Regions from separate parts of the Homo sapiens genome. Here region 1 is linked to region 2. Evidence: read pairs that join two places in POLR2A ChIA-PET (ENCODE). Cell type or tissue: GM12878. All regions are shown on one strand. Each heading gives the region's core, and the rest is flanking DNA. Links, peaks and the distances in the headings are about the cores only. Region 1 overlaps UIMC1 (ubiquitin interaction motif containing 1). Region 2 overlaps UIMC1 (ubiquitin interaction motif containing 1).

Region 1 (8,000 bases), core at 1-8,000, 62 kb after region 2:
GAATGCTTTTGTTTCTTTTTTTATTTTTATTTTTTGAGACAGAGTCTTGCTCTGTCGCCCAGGCTGGAGTGCAGTGGCACGATCTCGGCTCCTGCAAGCTTTGCCTCCAGGTTCATGCCATTCTCCTGTCTCAGTCTCCCGAGTAGCTGGGACTACAGGCGCCTGCTACCACGCTCGGCTAATTTTTTGTATTTTTAGCAGAGATGGGGTTTCACCATGTTAGCCAGGATGGTCTCGATCTCCTGACTCATGATCTGCCCACCTCGGCCTCCCTAAGTGCTGAGATTACAGGCGTGAGCCACCGCACCTGGCCGAGGGAATGCTCTTTAAAGGTAATGTTTGAGGGGAGAAGATTGACTACGTTGATCTAGACTAGAACAAATGCACGTTGCCTTTGCATTTACTTTCTGGAAAATGTATCTAAGGCCAATTGTGTTAGACACCTAGGGAGAATAAAAGCCCCCATTTACTCATTCAATACGTATTTATTGTATACCTACTATATAACAGATACAGTGAGCAGAATATACAATTAACAGAATATAAGTCCCTGTTCTCATGGAGCTTATTTTCTAGTAGTGGGAGGCAGACAAGAAAACAGTAAATATACAATATTTCAAGTGGTGATAAGTACTTTAGAGAAAAAAGTAAAGCAGAGGGAGAGGGGAATAGGGAATACCGAGGTCTCAGGAGGTAGCAATATAAAATAGGTGATCAGGGAAGGTCTCCTTGAGAAGATGACATTTGAACAGGGGCCTAGAGTAAGTGAGGGAATAAACTAAGAAGATTGTGAGGTGGGGAGAGTGCTACAGGTAGAAGGAACAATAAATGCAAAAACCCTGAGGTGTGAACAGGTTGAATGTGGCTGGATTAGAGTAAGTAAGGGAGAGATAAACAGTGAAACCAGAGAGGTAACGGGGAGGAGTGCAGATGGACAGAGCACAGGGTTCTTAGGCCATAATAAGGACTTTGGCTTTTCCTTGAGCAAGGGAGGAACCACTGGAGGGACTTGAGCAAAGAATAATATTTAAGCAAAGGATCACTCCACTCTGGTTGCTACTATGTGGACAGTAGATTACTGGGTTGTGGGACAAGGGTGAAAGCTGGGAAAATAGAGTCAATATTTTGTTTTTGGCACTATGATAAAGTAGAAGAAATGTCAGTTTTAGAACTAGGCAGCTCAGCTGTAATATTTCCTAACTGGCTAATATTTGACAAGTTATCTCTTTCAGGATCAGGTTCCTCATTTGTAAAATTAGTATGAGGATTGCCATGAGAATCACAGACACTTTGTAAAGTACCAGGCATTGTGACTAGCATGTAATAGGTATGCAATAAATGGTGGCTGCTATTATTATTGACTGTGCTTTCCTATCTGTGTAGTCTTTCTGAGGTCTGTGTTTCTGTGTGATGGTGAGACATAAAAGATAAGCCACTAGTTGGGTAGAACTAAGGAAAAGAAGAAAGGCAAAGCATAAGAGTCAAAGGGGTAAGAATAAGTTAGGGAGAAATAGATTATAGGAGAGTTAGGGAAGCTGAAGGCATTAACTGTATACACTTTGAGTCTAGATAGAGGGTGTGGCTTAGAGTCAGGATACTGCTAGGAGTGGACTTTCTCTTCGGGGATATCTCCTGGAAAAATAATGGTGGATGGGTGGGTAGGTAGGAGGAGGTAGGAATTCTTATTATAGATATGCCTGAGAGTTAACAGAGAAGGACCAAGGCCTAAAATAGGCTTGACTTGTGACTAAGCAAAAATGTGTAAGACCTCAGTATCTCTAAGTAAAACTTATTTCTTAAATTAGACAAAGTTGGGACTTGTTCTGTTCTATATATGCCTACCTAAATGTAATTTGTACCCTGTCCAGTCTTCTCACTTATATTAATGTGGCCTTTGTGGTACCCAGGATAATTAAGTATATTGCTGCATTGCTACTGGTACGTAGCTACTGAGATATTGACAATTGTGAAATAGCCTAGGTTTCATAGAAGTAATAAGGATTTTGGGGACAGACTGACCTGTGGGGATATATACAAATCAAATATGGGCCCTGATCTCACTGACATTTCAGTTCAATTAGGTAGATAAGACATGAACATGCATAACTGTAATGCAAGGTCAGAACTACTAAGGGACATACAAATAAAAATACTGTAGTGTTTCAGAGGAAATACAATTAGAGATTGAGAGGGGAGGGTATTAATGTAAGAGAACGGTAGGCTAAAATCACATAAATAGAAAAATGTGAAGAGTGTGTAGGAAAGAACAAGCAATTCAGTGTAGTTATAGTGTGGGCATTATGAAAGGAAATGGTGGGCAGTTGGAGAATGACAAATGTAACTTGAATCATGTGGGTTAACATTTGTATGAATTATGTGGGTCTACATTATGGAACAGCATTTTTTTCAACTCAAATAATTATTGGTGAGTGTTACTAAAATAATTATTTGTGTGTTTACCCCCCTTGTGGTATATAGGACTCTTGGATGCAGGTGTTGGAAATATGATTTCAGTAACCTTAAGCAAAAAAACCAAGTTAATGTGTGTAATAATTGGCAAGTCTGGTTAGGGCTTAGGCTGAGCTGGATCTGGGAGCTCAGATAATGTCTCTCCATCTTTGAATCCAGTGGTCTCTGTTCAACAGATGGCCTCTTCTTAAGGGACAAGCAAAATGGCTGCCAGCAGCCATAGCTTTTAATGGAAAGAAAGAATTTTTTTTTCCCTCAGACCATAGGTTAGTCTAGAGGAAGACTCTGATAGGCCTTTCTTGATTGAAGTGTCCACTTACGGTGTAGTCACTGTAACCAAGTAGATGGGTACAAGTCAGAACAAGTAAAGGAAAACCCTTTTACTAACTATGAGAAATTCTGTTAGTATCTGTCAGAAAATTCTGTAAGTCACAATAACAGAAAACATCATTAACAGTGGGTTTAACACGTGGGATTTCTTTCTCCTCACGTCACAAGTCCAGAGTGAGGCAGTTGGCTCATTGACATAATTGAGGATCAGGCTTTTGCCTTTGGTGCTACAGTCATAAACTTGTGGCTTGATTCACGGTTTCAAGATACCCGTTGCATCTCTAGGCTTCTCATGTATGTTTGAGGCAGGAAGACGGAGAAAACGTAAAGGGACATGACTGCTTACTCTGACTCCTTTGATCTAATACTCATTCCTGCATTCTCATGGAATTTGAGCTTATTCTAAATTATGGTTGAATTAAGGCAGTTCTAAATTTAGTGTTTGTTCATACCTCTAAAGTGTTTATATGTCTTTTTCTATATAAAATTATTTTATCTCTAAAGTCATTGATTAATTGCTTTTTATAGTGGTTCACCTTAAGATTTTTTCATATCCTGCTGTTAGTGAAATATTGTGCTGGATGCTGAGGGTAGGGAGGAGGGGCCTAAAAGACCCAAAAGATGGTAAGGGATATAATACAGATCTGAATAGGATCTCAAATTTATACTCAGAGAGTTTACAGTCCAGCAAGGGAAACAGACTTGGGTATGACTATGTATAGTACAACTCAGTCGAAATGCTAAGATGTAAGCACTAACCACCCACAAAGGAAGGTATTAAATCTGATTGGTGATTGGTGGAGTAAGGGAGGGCTTCTTGCTTAATTGTTCCCCTAATATTGGGCATGACTTTTTTTAACCTATTTTTTTTTCTATTAAAGATAAACATCTAGGGTCAGTCATGGTAGTTCACACCTGTAATCCAAGCACATTGGGACGCTGAGGTGGGAGGATCAGTTAAAGCCAGGAGTTCAAGACCAGCCTGAGCAACATAGGAAGACACTATCTCTGCAAAAAATAAAAAATTAGCTTTGTGTGGTGGTACATGCCTGTAGTCCCAGTTACTTCGGAGGCTGAGGTGGGAAGATCACTTGAGCCCAGGAGTTGGAGGCTACAGTGAGCTGTGATTGTGATTGCACCACTCCACTCCAGCCTGAGTGACTGAGCAAGACCCTGTCTCAAAAAAAGAAAAAAAAAAAAATCTAAACTAGCAATGAGCCTTGTAATGTAGTTCTTTAATATGGATTACTAAAAGTGTAATTACTAGATTATATGTATAAAGTTACCAGTAGCTTATGAGAGCATTCCTTTTGCCTCCAAATACTGAGGGATATTCTTTTAAAAAATATATGGCATAGTAATAGATAGTAACCAATGGCATTTCATTGTACTTCATGTTTCTTTGATTAGTAGTGAAGTTGACATTTTTTGTTTTTTAAAAAGTCAATTTATATTTCTTCTTCGAAGAAGAATTCTCTGAAGTTTGCCTCAGTGTCTGTTGGGATCTCAGTATTGTTCTTATAGTTTATACAAGTTCTTTATAAGTGATTTACTTTTTGCCTCGAAGGTGCTTTCCAGGGTTTGTTTCACTCACCCGTCAGTTCTCACAAAATTTCCAGATTTATGCAGCCTGGGCCAGCAGCCCCCTTCTTGTGTGAACACTGCCAAAGCTTTTATTTCTTGAAGTAGAAGCAGTGCTGATCCTGCAGAAAGGTCTAATCGGTGTGAACAGAAGTGGCACTGATGTGGGGAAAAGAGTATTCAAATCCATGTGGAATTGAGAGGGTGGGTGGGCAGCAAGTAGAAAGGATAAAGAAGTCATTGCCTCCATGCTGTTCCATTCCTGTAAAAAAAAAAAAAAAAAAAAAAAGCATTGCTATTGCTGACTGGATGAAGAAGCTAGAGATAGAATGAAGAGGAGGTGCGGCCTGGTCACCGGGGGTCAGCAGGGGCTGGATGCCCAAAGTATTAGGTTTAAAGGAACTGGGATGTATCTCCAGAGCAACTGGGAATTTAAAAAGGTACCTTCTTCCACTGAATAGAAAAGTAATAGAAATGAAACCAACGAGTGAAATACATGTATTTTGCTATATTTATTCTTTCTGGTAGGTTGCAAGAGCAAGCACTTTCCCTCCCAGTATTAGGATTCGGCTGATACATATCTGGGATTCTGCTGATGTTTGTCTGTCTGTCTGTCTGTCTGTCTATCTGTCTATCTATCTATATCTGTCTCCTGTTTTTATATTTGCCGCCCCCCCGTATTACATCATAAACGTCATCTAACATGCCGTTTGAAATTATTTATATTCATGACATTGCTTATAGTTTTTAACTTTCACAAATAATACAAAATGTACTTAATTCTTTTTCCTTGCTGTGGGAATATTTTTTGACAGAGGAAACCAAAGTGACAGGAGCAGCTTATAAAACAAAATGCAAAGACATTTAAGGAAGGATGTTTTGGAACAGATTCTGGGCACTAGGTCTTATCAGCTATAAAGTAGATTCTTCTTTAGTCGGCTTCACCCTAGAACTGTTCAGTGTTTTCTGGAGAGGACATTATCTTATTTGAATGCCCACAGTACTGACGTACATACTCTTAGCTACTGAATGAACTTGTAGACCAGTGTTTCCACCCCAGACTTACGTTACACTGCATGCATTTTACTCCTCTGGGATTAATAATGTAGGAGCTCCTCTCTGCAACCCCTGTGGTCTCAGTTGTCTTCTTTTTTTGTTTGTTTGTTTGTTTTTTAGAGATGGATTCTCGCTCTGTCGCCCAGGCTGGAGTGCATTGGTGCGATCTCGGCTCACTGCAACCTCTGCCTCCTCGGTTTAAGCAGTTCTCTCCCTCAGCCTCCCAAGTAGCTGGGATTACAGGCAGGTGCCACCACGCCTGTATTTTTAGTAGAGGCGGGGTTTCACTATCTTGGCCAGGCTGGTCTTGAACTCCTGACTTCGTGATCCATCTGCCTTGGCCTCCTGAAGTGCTGGGATTACAGGCATGAGCCACCGCACCCGGCCTTCAGTTGTCTTCTAACAACTTTTGTTCAACTTTTCTGTGGAACATTTCCTCATGTCAGCTCCACTAGGTTGCATTGATAAAGTTGCTGTATGATGTAGCATATGAAATGGCAGCCTGACTGCAGTGTACGTCTGCATGAATTCTCAGTGCTTTTACACTTCCCATCTTGTTCCTCTCTTAATATTGACTTTGCCTTCACTTCAGTTATCCCTATTCATTGTACCTTCATGCTAAGGAGCCCCCCACCTCAGGATTTCTCTTAGCAGTTTTCTTCTGCCAGATGTGCTTATTCCTTCCTTGAAAAATAAAATAGCTCTTTTTAACACCTGAGTTAATACCCAAAGCATTATGTGTTAAAGGAATATTAACAGCAAAAACCATTTTAGAGAAGTTCTTCACTTCATGATCTAGTCACACTTTTAAATTCAGGCATCTAGAGCATTTCGAGAAAGATAAAAGTTCAAGAAATTAATACTAGATCAGTGATCTCCATTGGAACTATCTTAGAGCCACAATCAAGACTATAATTATCTATTAATATAAGGATAAGTTTTTGTTATCTCCATTTTACTGATGATGAAATTAATATTAGAGAACTTTAGCACTTGCATTGTCAGGCAGTAAGCAGCAGAGCCAAGGTCCAGAGCTAGCATTCATTACTGTGTTCTTTCTGCCTTCCATGTGTAGAGCTGGGACACACAGGGGAATGTTTGAGAAGACCGTGGAAGCCTCAGTCGGTTTCAGGAAAGCAGAATGCTATAGTCTTTTACCTCTGAGTGCAAACATGAATTCTCATCTCATCAGAATTGACCTTGTCAGATTTTCAATTACCTAGAATAAATGGTTTGATGGATTAGACTCTTTGCTGGTGAACAGCGTCCATGTGACATAGTTGCCTCTGTAAACCTGTGAGTGCAAAGTCAAAAAAAGATCAGATGAACATTACTTCTTTCTGGTGATAGCTGTGGAGATTGACCATGCATAGACTGATCTCTAAGGAGTTTTCTAACGGCCGTATATAAAGGAAATGCTTGATAACAAGATAATATTTTCTGTTAAGTAAAAGGATTTAATTTGCCGCATCTTTATAAGCCATGCTTAACATTAAGCAACATTAGCTACCATTTATGAGCACCTGCTATATACCAGTAACAGTGCTTTTTGTATATTGTTCTAATCCTCATAACAGTCTTTTGAAACAGGTGTTATTTCACTTATAAAAGAGGAAGCTGAACTTGATGGGGAAATAATTTCCCCAAGATCACGTACCTAGAAAGTGACAAGAGCTAGGGTACACCAAGTTTAACTCAAAAGCTAGTAATCTGTGCTCTATAGAATCTTCCATGAATGTTCAGATTTTTTTGAAAAAGTATGTTTCAGGATACTAAATCCAATATGGTGGTCAATATATTTTTTAATAATTTGTGGTAAAACTGTGTGTTTGTATAAAAAGAAGATAAAGGTAATATAATTTTGAGAATAAAGGCCACCTCTGGGGTGGGGGATGGGGTGGAGGCAGAGAGATGGAATCCAGAAGAAGCATATAGTTGGCTAATCAGTTTTGGCAATATTCTAGTTCCTAAGTTGGGTAATGGGTTCACATATATATTCTTTTGTACATATTACATTATAAAACCTTTTAAAGAATTGTATGTTTCTGTTATGCACCACTGTCATCCATTACGTTTTCAGAAGAACCTTGGTAAACATTTACTAGTGAAGTTCAGACAAATTCAGTCTTTTCTCCATATGAAACTTACTTACTATTATCTTTATTTAGGTTCTGATGACAATATCCAGTGTGATTTGACTGCCATTGATGATTCTTTAGAAGGAGGGCTCTTGTGGTTTTTTCCTAGATCCTTATCTTTGTCACCTGATTTTCATACCACTTTCTTCAAAAGACAGTGGCTAGTTTATCTTTGGTATTTGTCTTGCAAAAGGACTTTGTGTGTGTGTGTTTTACTTTTAATTACCAAAAATTTCAAACTTAAAAATTGAGAGGATAGTAGTACTCTGAACCCCCATATTCTACCTAGTCATTCATCAACTCGTGGCCACTGTTGTTTCATATGTATTCTATCCATAACTCCCATCCTGGATTATTTCAGATTATATCTCAGATAACTTTTTTTTTTTGAGACGGAGTCACTCTCTCACCCAGGCTGGAGTGCAG
Region 2 (11,174 bases), core at 1-8,000:
AATTGTACATTTTAAAATAGTATAATTGTATTGTTTGTAACACAAGGATAAATGCTTGAGGGGATGGATACCTTATTTTGTATGATCTGACTATTACATATTGTGTACCTGTAACAAAGCATCTCATGTATCCCATAAATATATGCACCTATGTACCCACAAAAATTAAATTTAATAAAATGTATAAGACTTATATGCTAAAAACTAAAATGTATGTTAGAAAACTTAAAAATACTGCAAGATTTTTTTGAGGATTATTATTATTATTTTTTCTGAGACAGGATCTTGCTCTGTCACTCAGTCTGGAGTGACTGCAGCCTTGATCTCACGGGCACAAGTTATCTCCCACCTCAGTCTCCTGAGTAGCTGGGACTACAGGTATGCAACACCATGCCTGACTGATTTTTAATTTTTTTTTGTAGGGACGGGGTCTTGCTGTGTTGCCCAGGCTGGTCTCAAACCCCCTAGCTCAAACAGTCCTCCTGCCTTGGCCACCCAGAGTGCTGGAATTACAGGCGTGAGACACTGCACCCAGCCTGAGCATTATTTTTAAATTATAAAATGAGCGCAGACTTGTAGGAATTTTGAATAAAGGAGAAAAATACGTATACATTCACTACACTAAATTATTCCAAGGTTTGTATAATTTTTTGTTTTGTTTTGTTTTTGTTTTTTTTGAGACGGAGTTTTGCTCTTATTGCCCAGGCCAGAGTGCAATGGCATGATCTTGGCTCACCGCAACCTCCACCGCCCGGGTTCAAGCGATTCTCCTGCCTCAGCCTCCTGAGTAGCTGGGATTACAGGCATGCACCACCACGCCTGGCTAATTTTGTATTTTTAGTAGAGACAGGGTTTCTCCATGTCTGTCAGGCTGGTCTCGAACTCCTGACCTTAGGTGATCCGCCCGCCTTGGCCTCCCAAAGTGGTAGGATTACAGGCGTGAGCCACTGTACCCAGACTTTTTTTTTTTTTTTTTTTGAGACAGAGTCTTGCTCTGTCGTCCAGGCTGGAGTGCAGTGGTGGCGCAATCTCAGCTTAGTGCAACCTTTGCCTCCTGGGTTCAAGTGATTCTTGTGCCTGAGCCACTCGAGTACCTGAGATTACAGACATGTGCCACCATGCCCAGCTAATTTTTGTATTTTTAGTAGAGATGGGGTTTCACCACGTTGGCCAGGGTGGTCTCGAACTCCTGACCTCAGATGATCTGCCGAAAGTGCTGGGATTACAGGGGTGAACCACTGCAAATAAGTATTTATTGATCCCCTATCATTTGCCACAGCATTTGGTAGGTGCTGGGACTGTTTCTTCCTTGCCTTCCTTAAGGCTATAGTCCATTGAGAAAGACAGACATTTCTTTCTCGATGAAAAATCACGCAAATGAGTGTGTAATTAAAACTGTGTTAACTGATTTTGACAGGTGCATGGTACTTTGAAAATGTATAGTAGAGGTATTTGACCAATCTGGGGAGCCAAGAAAGATTTCTCTGAGAAAGTTATTCTTCTGAAGGATGAGAAGGAATTAACTAGGTGAAGGGGAATGTTGGGGAATCTTCCATTCATAAGAAGCAAGTATAGAGGCCTCATGACATTAAAGGAGTATGGCTGGGGCTTAAGAACTGTGAGAGAGCTTAGAAAGAGCAATCTGGCAGGAGGGCAGATAATACGGGACATACTTTGTAGACTATGTTAAGAGCAAAAATGTCCTAACTATAAAAATAGTGGGAAACCATTGAAATGGGTTTTTTTTTTTTTTTTTTTTTGAGACAGAGTCTCGCTCTGTTGCCCAGACTGGAGTGCAGTGGTGCAATCTCTGCTCACTGCAAGCTCCGTCTCCTGGGTTCACGGCATTCTCCTGCCTCAGCCTCCTCAGTAGCTGGGACTACAGGGGCCCGCCACCACGCCCGGCTAATTTTTTTGTAATTTTAGTAGAAACGGGGTTTCACTGTGTGAGCCAGGATGGTCTCGATCTCCTGACCTTGTGATCCGCCTGCCTCGGCCTCCCAGAGTGCGGGATTACAGGTGTGAGCCACCGTGCCCGGCCTGAAATGTTTTAAGTAGTGGAGTACTTTAAGATTTGCAGTTGAAAAGAAAACAGCTTTGGTGTGTAGAGATTGGAGGGGAACGGTGGTAAAAGTAAGGAACCCAGTTATGAGTCTGTTAAAATTGTCTACACGAGAGTTGTTGGTAGCTTGGATGGTGATAGTGGTGAAAATGAAAAGAAATGGAGAGCTTAAAGAGAGGTATAGGAGGTGAAATCAGTTGCACATAAGGATGAATTGGATATGAAAAATGAGGGAAAGAGAGTTAAAGATAACATCTTGGTTCTGTACAGGGCTGGAAGGTGTGTACTAGCTTTCAAGTCTGCCCCAACTCTTTTCTCAGGGCTCTCAAATTTGTGTGTGTGTGTGTGTGCGCACGCGTGCACATAGATCCCGCTGAGCAGGGTTATGTAGGAAGCTTGGGCCTATTGTGGTCTCTGCTGTGCATTTCAACAGCCTCTGACCATTCTGGGATATTTTGAGAGTTTATGAATCCTCCTATGGCTGTCTTATTTCATGGAGCTTCCTGATAAATCTCTGACTCATCTTCTCATTTGTTGCTTGTCTCAGGTAAGACCCAATGGCAGGCAATTGGCCACTAAGATTGGAGTAACGATACTCCACATCTCATCTGTTCCCTTCAGCTGTTGCAGTGCAGTGGTTGGTACTCATATTCTGTCCTTCCCTGGTTAAACTACTGGACTCATAGTTCAACCTGTGATTTGAACTGAGGAGTAGGGTACTGAATAGGGGAGTTGATCCTAGGTGTGAATCACAGAGACTCATGGTATTCTTACCCAAAGTTCAGTCGTTTTCATGAGTGAACATTTCTTAGTTTGTTTTATGCTTTTGGTCAGTTTCCAAGTGCTGAAATGGTTGTCTTGACTGTTTTGGGTTAGCTTTATAGTTTTCTTGAGAAGAGATTTGTCAACCTCCTTACATGGTCATGATGGTAACCACAAGTCCTTTTTTAGTTTGTTTATTGACTTAACACCACTCAGTGACTATTTTGAGTTTTCATCAAGGTATATAACTGTGTAATCACCTCCACAATCAAGATAGAGAACATTACCTCAAAAGTTACCCTCCTGCCCCTTACCAGTAATTTCTCTTCCTCTTCTGACCTGGCTCCAGGCAAATGCTGGTCTGTTTTCCTTTAACTGTTGATTAGTTTTTTTCTAGTTTCATACAGGTAGAATCATAGTTTGTAGTCTTTTAGACATTGCTTCTTTTGCTCACCATAATGTCTTTGAGATTCATCTGTGTCGTTGGATGCATCAGTAGTTTGTTCCGTTTTATTGTTGAGCAATTTTTCATTGTAGAGATAGGTCTCAATTTGTTTATTCACATGTTGATGGATATGTGGGTTATTTCCAGTTTTTGTCCCTTATGACTAAGGCTGCTATGATGAACATTCACGTCTTTATTTCTCTTGAGTAAATACCTAGGAATGAAATGGCTGGGTAATGTAGTAGATACATGCTTATTTTTTAAGAAACTCCCAAACTGTTTTCCAAAGTGGATGTACCACTTTATATTCCTTTTTTTTTTTTTTTTTTTTTGAGATGGAGTTTCACTCTTGTTGCCCAGGCTGGAGTGCAATGGCATGATCTCGGCTCACCGCAACCTCTGCCTCCCAGGTTCAAGCGATTGTCCTGCCTCAACCTCCCAAGTAGCTGGGACTACGGGCTCCTGCCACCATGCCTGGCTAATTTTTTGTGTTTGTAGTAGAGATGGGGTTTCACTGTGTTAGCCAGGATGGTCTCGATCTTTTCACCTCGTGATCCACCCGCCTTGGACTCCCAAAGTGCTAGGATTACAGGTGTGAGCCACCGTGCCTGGCCTTTTTTTTTTTTTTTTTTTTTTTTGGAGACAGAGTCTTTCTCTGTCACCCAGTCTGGAGTGCAGTGGTATGGTCTCGGCTCCTGAGTTCAAGCAATTCAATTCTCCTACCCCAGCCTCCTGAGTAACTGGAATTACAGGTGCATGTCACCACACCCAGCTAATTTTTGCATTTTTAGTAAAGACGGGGTTTCACTGTGTTGGCCAGGCTGGTCTCAAATCCTTGTCCTCAAGCAATCTGCCTATCTCGACCTCCCAAAGTGCTGGGATTACAAGTGTGAGCCACCATGCCCAGCCCACAAGTTGTCATTTCATCTGTTGATGGAATCTGGGTTGTCTTTGGTGTTTGACATTATGGAAAGAGCTGCTATGAACATACATATACAAGTTTTTGGGTGGTAATGTTTTCATTTCTACTGAGTAATTAATAGTAGTGGAATTGAAGCAAAGTTAAAAAGAGAAAAACAAGTTTTCCTGTACTTGGCTGACTCACTCCAAGGCCAGCAATAGGCAGGGCCCTGGCAGAGCCTTGATAACACTATCTGAAAAGCCAGAGCCCAAAGGAATGAGCTCCAGATACTCTCCCAGCACACTGCCCCCCACACCCCGCCCCAGAGTGAGGATAAGAAAAGAAAACAAATTCCTTTCTCATAACTATTTCTACAAATACCTGTGTTTCACAAGTTTTGTAAGTTCCTGTTTTCCCTACTGTGCAGCTGCATGATCACAAGCTATGCCTGCGTTGCGAGACCTGTCGCAATTTAATTAACTGCCTTTGTTCTGCTTCTGTAAGCCTGCTTGCCTGCCCCATGAGTTTCGCACTGTCACATTCCCACCGCACCATTCAAACTAGCCAACTCCCTTTCAGAAGTGTGTATAAAAGTCAAGCCCTGTCTTTGTTGAGGGCTCAGCCTTTGGATGTTAATCTGCTGGGCTGGTGGCCACCTAAAGAAAATCCTCCTGTTCCACGCATTGGTCTCTCCAGTCTCCAGATTCCTGCAACAGAATGACTGGCTTACATGACAGTTATACTTTTTTTTTTTTTTTTTTTTTAAAGAAACTGCCAGTTTTCCAAAGTGGTTATGCCATTTTACATTCCCATTAGCAGTATATGAGAGGTTCATTATATTCTGCATTCCTGCCCACATTTGTATTGTCACTATTTTCAATTTTAGCCATTCTAATGGATATACAGTGTTAGGCCATTGTAAATTTAATTTGTAATTTCTTGATGAATAATGATATTGAATATCTGTTTGTTTTTCCTTATTGGCCTTTAGTATATCTGCTTTTGTGAAGTTTGTTAATATCGCTTGCTTCTTTTAAATATTGGTTTGTCTTTTTTTATTTTTTCTTTTGAGATAGGGTCTCAGTGTGTTGTTCAGGCTGGAGTGTAATTTTTGGAATCCACCTAGAGATGTAAAGTGACATAGCCAGCCTCCCAGTGTTTATGTGTTTAATAAGCATGTTTATGCTGCATTACCCAAGTGTTTTTTACTATTTCATCCTTTTCACACTTTGATTTTTGTATACTTTCTTCTTTTTTTTTTTTTTTGAGATAGAGTTTCACTCTTGTTACCCAGGCTGGACTGCAGTGGTGTGATCTTGGCTCACTGCAACCTCTGCTTCCTGAGTGCAAGCAGTTCTCCTGCCTCAGCCTCCCAAGTAGCTGGGACTACAAGTGCCTGCCACCATTCCCAGCTAATTTTTGTATTTTTAGTAGAGACGGGGTTTCACCATGTTGACCAGGCTGGTCTCAAACTCCTGACCTCAGGTGATCCTCCTGCCTCAGCCTCCCAATGTGGTGGGATTACAGGCGTGAGCCACCGCGCCTGGCAGATTTTTGTATGTTTTCCAGTACACAAAATACATACATTAGTATTCATATAGTTAAAAAAGTAAATATACATATGTTGTGGTTGTGCCTTACAAATTATCAGTAGAGATACTTTATAATTATTAGACTTTAAGTCTTTAAGTTCTGGGGTACATGTGCAGAACGTACAGGTTTTTTATATAGGTATATTCGTGCCATGATGATTAGATATATTTTTAAAAGGTAAGAAAATATTTGTGCCTGGGCATGGAGGCTCACATCTGTAATCCCAGCACTTTGGGAGACCTGGGTGGGAGGATCACTTGAGCCCAGGAGTTCGAGACCAGTCTGGGCAATGTAGTGAGACCTTGTCTCTACAAAAAATAAAAAGTAAATTAGCTGGGTGTGGTGGCACATGCCTGTGGTCCTAGCTACTTGGGAGGTTGAGATGGAAGAATTGCTTGAGTCTAGGAGGTTGAGATTGTGGTGAGCCGTGTTGGCCTCATAAAGTGCTGGGATTACAGCATGAGCCACTGCACCCGGCCAAGAATTTTTTTTTTTTTTTTTGAGATGGAGTCTTGCTCTGTTGCCCAGGCTGGAGTGCAGTGGCACAGTCTTGGCTCAACCCCTGTCTCTGGGGTTCAAATGATTCTCATGCCTCAGCCTCCCCAGTAGCTGGGATTATAGGTGCACACCACCATGCCCAGCTGATTTTTGTATTTTTAGTAGAGATGGGGTTTCGCCATGTTGGCCATGCTGGTCTCCAACTCCTGATCTCAGGTGATCCACCTGCCTCAGCCTCCCAAAGTGCTGGGATTACAGGCGTGAGCCAACATTTCTGGCCCAATAATTGTTTGTATATTCTGGATACAAGTCTTTTGCAAGATAAATGTATTGCACATATTTTCTTCCATTCTATGGTGGCTTTTTGTTTTCTTTTTTGATACGGGGTCTTACTCTGTTGCCTAGGCTGGAGTGCAGTAGCATGACCACATCTCATTGCAGCTTTGACCTCCCTGGTTCAGGTGATTCTTCCACTTCAGCCTTCTGAGTAGCTGGAACTACAGGTGTGTGCCACCATACCCAGCTAATTAAAAAAAATTTTTTTTTTTTTATAGAGACAAGGCCTTGCTATTTTGCCCAGATTGTCATTCTGTGGCTTCTTAATGGTCTTTTTTTAAAGAGCAGAAGTTTTAAATTTCAATAAAGTCAAATTTATCAATTTAAAAAATTTCTTTATGTCCTAAGAAAGCTTTATTTACTTAGTCACCTTTTTTTTTTTTTAAACTGAGACAGGGTCTCACTATGTTGCTGAGGCTCGTCTTGAACGCTTGAGTTCTAGTGATCCTTCTGCCTTGGCTCCCCAAAGTGCTGGGATTACAGGCATGTGCCACTATTCCTGGCCAAATCTTGATAGTTCTACACTCTTTTGGGTCTTTCGCTCCTTTGAGAATTCAATAAAAAATATAAAAATTTTTCCAAGGAAGATACAGAAAAAACCAATTTTACACACAATTTTAGTTAATCCCCTGAAGCCAATCTATAGATTCTTTAAGGGCTTTTGGATTGACAGGTTAAGAACTCTTGGCTGGCAGTTCTCTAAGTATTAATCTATCTCTTCTTTTGAGATGAGGTCTCACTCTGTTGCCCAGGCTAGAGTGCAGTGGCGCCATCATGGCTCAATGCAGCCTCCACCTCCCTAGGCTCAGGTGATCATGCCACTTTAGCCTCTCAAGTAGCTGGGACTATAGGTGTGCACCACCACACCTGGCTAATTTTTAAAATTTTTTTGTAGAGGTGGGGTCTTTCTTTTTTTGAAACGGAGTCTCGCTCTGTCTCACAGGCTGGAGTGCAGTGACACAATCTCGGCTCACTGCAAGCTCTGCCTCCCAGGTTCACGCCATTCTCCTGCCTCAGCCTCCCGAGTAGATGGGACTACAGTTGCCTGCCACCACGCCCGGCGAATTTTTTGTATTTTTAGTAGACTTGGGGTTTCACCGTGTTAGCCAGGATGGTTTCGATCTCCTGACCTCGTGATCTGCCCGCCTCGGCCTCTCAAAGTGCTGAGATTACAGGTGTGAGCCACCGCGCCTGGCCTTTTTTTTTTTTTTTTTTTTGAGACGGAGTTTCACTCTTGTTGCCCAGGCTTGAATGCAATAGTGCCACCATGCCTGGCTAATTTTGTATTTTTAGTAGAGATGGGATTTCTCCATGTTGGTCAGGCTGGTCTTGAGCTCCCGACCTCAGGTGATCGAGAGGCAGTCTTTCTGTGTTGCCCAGGCTGGTCAGATCTGTCTTCTCAATTTGCCAGATTTCATATTCTTTCCCCTCAGTTGTCTTTGCTGTTTCTCCCCAAAGAGATTTGCTCTTTGGGTAGTCTTCATTATGGTAGTAGCAGACCTGAATCTAAAAAGGTAGAGTAAGGTGAATTAAAACTGAGGCCGGGCTTGGTGGCTCATGTCTGTAATCCCAGCACTTTGGGAGGCTGAGGCAGGTGGATCACGAGGTCAGGAGATCGAGACCATCTTGGCTAACACGATGAAACCCCATCTCTACTAAAAATGCAAAAAAAATTAGCCGGGCGTGGTGGCGGGCGCCTGTAATCCCAGCTACTCAGGAGGCTGAAGCAGGAGAATGGTGTGAACCTGGGAGGCAGAGCTTGCAGTGAGCCGAGATAGTGCCACTGCAGTCTGGCCTGGGCGAAAGAGCGAGACTCTGTCTCAAAAAAAATAAAAATAAAAATAAAAAATAAAATAAAAAATAAAACTGAGGACTTGATTAGTCATGATGGCTTGTGCTTCTAATCCTAGCATTTTAGGAGGCCAAGGCAGGAGGATCGTTTGAGGCCAGGAGTTCAAGACCAGCCTGGGCAACACAGCAAGACCCCCATCTCTTTAAAAAAAAAAATTAGCTGAGTGTTGTGGTGTACTCTTGTAGTCCTACCTACCTGGGAAGCTGGGGCAGGAGGATTCTTTGAACCTAAGAGTTACAGGTTGCAGTGAGCTATGATCATACACATTGCATTCAAGCCAAGGCAACAGAACAAGCCCCTATCTCAAGAAACAAAAACATAAATATAAAATCTATTTATATTAGAAATATGGCAACATTTGTACAAAGTTGCATGTGTTTTTTCCATTTCTGTTACAGTTTGGGGTTTAGAAAATTCACTTCTTGCGAATTAATATAAAATTAATTTATTTTAGGAAGTACAAATATGTCATCTTATTTGTGTTTTAATTTGTGTAATGGTAACTTGATAGGTTTTTAACCTTTTCCTGCTGCTATAACAGAATATCTTAGACTGGGTAATTTATAAACAATACAATTTTTTTTGTTCACAGTTCTGAAGTCTGGTAAATGTAAGATCAAGGTGCCTGATGAGGGCTTGCACTGTGCTTAAAAGATGGGACCTTCTTGCTGTGTCTTCACATGGCAGAAGGGTAAAAGGGGCAAACAGGTTCTCTTAGGCCTCTCTTATAAGGGCACTAGTCCCATTCATGAGTGCTGTGTCTTCATGACTTCCCTAAGTCCCCATTTCTTTCTTTGTTTTTGTTTTTTTTTTTTGTAACAGAGTCTCGCTCTGTTGCCCAGGCTGGAGTGCAGTGGCTCGATCTCGGCTCACTGCAAGCTCCACCTCCCGGGTTCACGCCATTCTCCTGCCTCAGCCTCCCGAGTAGCTGGGGCTACAGGCTCCCGCCACCACGCCTGGCTAATTTTTTTGTATTTTTAGTAGAGACGGGGTTTCACCATGTTAGCCAGGATGGTCTCGATCTCCTGACCTCATGATCTGCCTGCCTCGGCCTCCCAAAGTGCTGGGATTACAGACGTGAGCCACTGCGCCTGGCCCCAGGCCCCATTTCTTACCAACACATTGGGGATTAGATGTCAGCATATGAATTTTGGAGGGACACAAACATTTAGACCATAGTGGATAGGTCATATCTAGTTATCTAGTGAGATGTTACTGCTTTAGTATGAATTTATGTATACTTAAATAATAACTAGCTACCTCTGCATTGCATATGCAATAAATATTCTGTTAACTGTATTTAAATACAGAAGTTAAAAGTATATTTCTTTTTTTTTTTGAGGCAGGGTCTTGGTCGGTTGACTAGGCTGGAGTGCAGTGGTGTGATCTTGGTTCACTGCAACCTCCATCTCCTGGGTTCAAGCAATCCTGCCCCAGCCTCTCCAGTAGCTGGGTCTGCAGGCATGTGCCACCACACCCAGCTAATTTTTGTATTTTTAATAGAGATGGGGTTTCACCATGTTGTCCAGGCTGGTCTCAAACTCTTGTCCTCAGATGATCCTCTCACCTTGGTCTCCCAAAGTGCTGGGATTACAGACTTGAGCCACTGCGCCTGGCTAATTTTTTCATCTTTGTAATTTCTTGTTCTTTAGTCATTAAAAATATGCATTAAATGCAGAAAAGGACGTTTGTGTGTCGAGTTTTATCATGGGGAATGATTTTGTAAATTGTAAGCATCTGTGTGTGTATGTTGTTACTATCCCTTAATTTAGAATTTTTTAATCCTTTAAGTGTTTTTTTTAGAAAAACTTTAATGCTAGTATTGTACAGACTACTTCTGATAATAAGATGTAACAACCCCCTTAGGAGTAATTGAATGGTTTGAGAAGTTTGTTACAAAGTTAAGGTGGCTTTATTTAAATCTGTGATTGAGTCAGTGATTCTCTGCTCTGGCTGTAAAATAAAATCATCCGGGGCTCCCCTTTTTAAAAAATTGAGGTAAAATTCACCTAACAGGCTGGGCACGGTGGCTTACCCTGTAATCCCAGCACTTTGGGAGGCCAAGGTGGGTGGATCATGAGGTCGAGAGATCGAGACCATCTTGGCCAACATGGTGAAACCCCATCTCTACTAAAAATACAAAAATTAGCCTGGCGTGGTGGCACATGCCTGTAGCCCCAGCTGCTTGGGAGGCTGAGGCAGGAGAATTGCTTGAACCCGGGAGGTGGAGGCTGCAGTGAGCAGAGATCGCACCACTGCACTCCAGCCTGGCAACAGAGTAAGACTCTGTCTCCAAAAAAAAAAAAAAAAAAAAAATTCACCTAACAAAATCTACCATTTCAGTCATTTTAAGTGTACAATTTGGTGGCTTTTAATAAATTCACAGTGTTGTGCAATTACCACTTTCTAATTCCAGAACATTTCTATCATCCCCAAAATAAACCTTATATCCATTAAGCAGTCATTGTACATTTTCCCCTATCTCATCTTCTGGTAATCACTAATCTGCTTTCTGCCTATGGATTTGCCTATTCTGGATGTTTCTTATAAATAGAATCATACAATATGTGCCTTTTATGTCTGGCTTCTTTCGCTTGGCATGTTTTCAAGGTTCATCCATGTTGTAGCATGTATTAATACTTCATTCCTTTTGTTTCCCCATAGTGGCTACACCATTTTACATCCTATCAATAATACAGTGTACTAGAGTTCCAGTTTCTCCAGC

The links. ChIA-PET counts read pairs that join two places held together with the same protein. Peaks named below come from ENCODE experiments on the same cell type or tissue, not always from the same donor. Only the 100,000 strongest peaks of a DNase experiment are listed, where the experiment ranks them.
Region 1: POLR2A ChIA-PET joins it to region 2 with 5 read pairs; 7 of 35 experiments call an interaction of 5 or more read pairs at or near these places.

The regions. Positions count from the first base shown.
Region 1 is chr5:176,929,528-176,937,527 of GRCh38, reverse strand. All of the region lies in intron 10 of UIMC1 (ubiquitin interaction motif containing 1), which reads left to right. Among named protein-coding and RNA genes, the nearest start is that of HK3, 34 kb to the right of the region's middle. In GM12878, for the core only: no CTCF peak of the experiment used is centred there; no DNase peak of the experiment used is centred there.
Region 2 is chr5:176,988,271-176,999,444 of GRCh38, reverse strand. All of the region lies in intron 1 of UIMC1 (ubiquitin interaction motif containing 1), which reads left to right. Among named protein-coding and RNA genes, the nearest start is that of UIMC1, 13 kb to the left of the region's middle. In GM12878, for the core only: no CTCF peak of the experiment used is centred there; DNase peaks (open chromatin) are centred at 3,064 and 4,674; H3K4me3 peaks cover 1,905 bases; H3K27ac peaks cover 3,410 bases.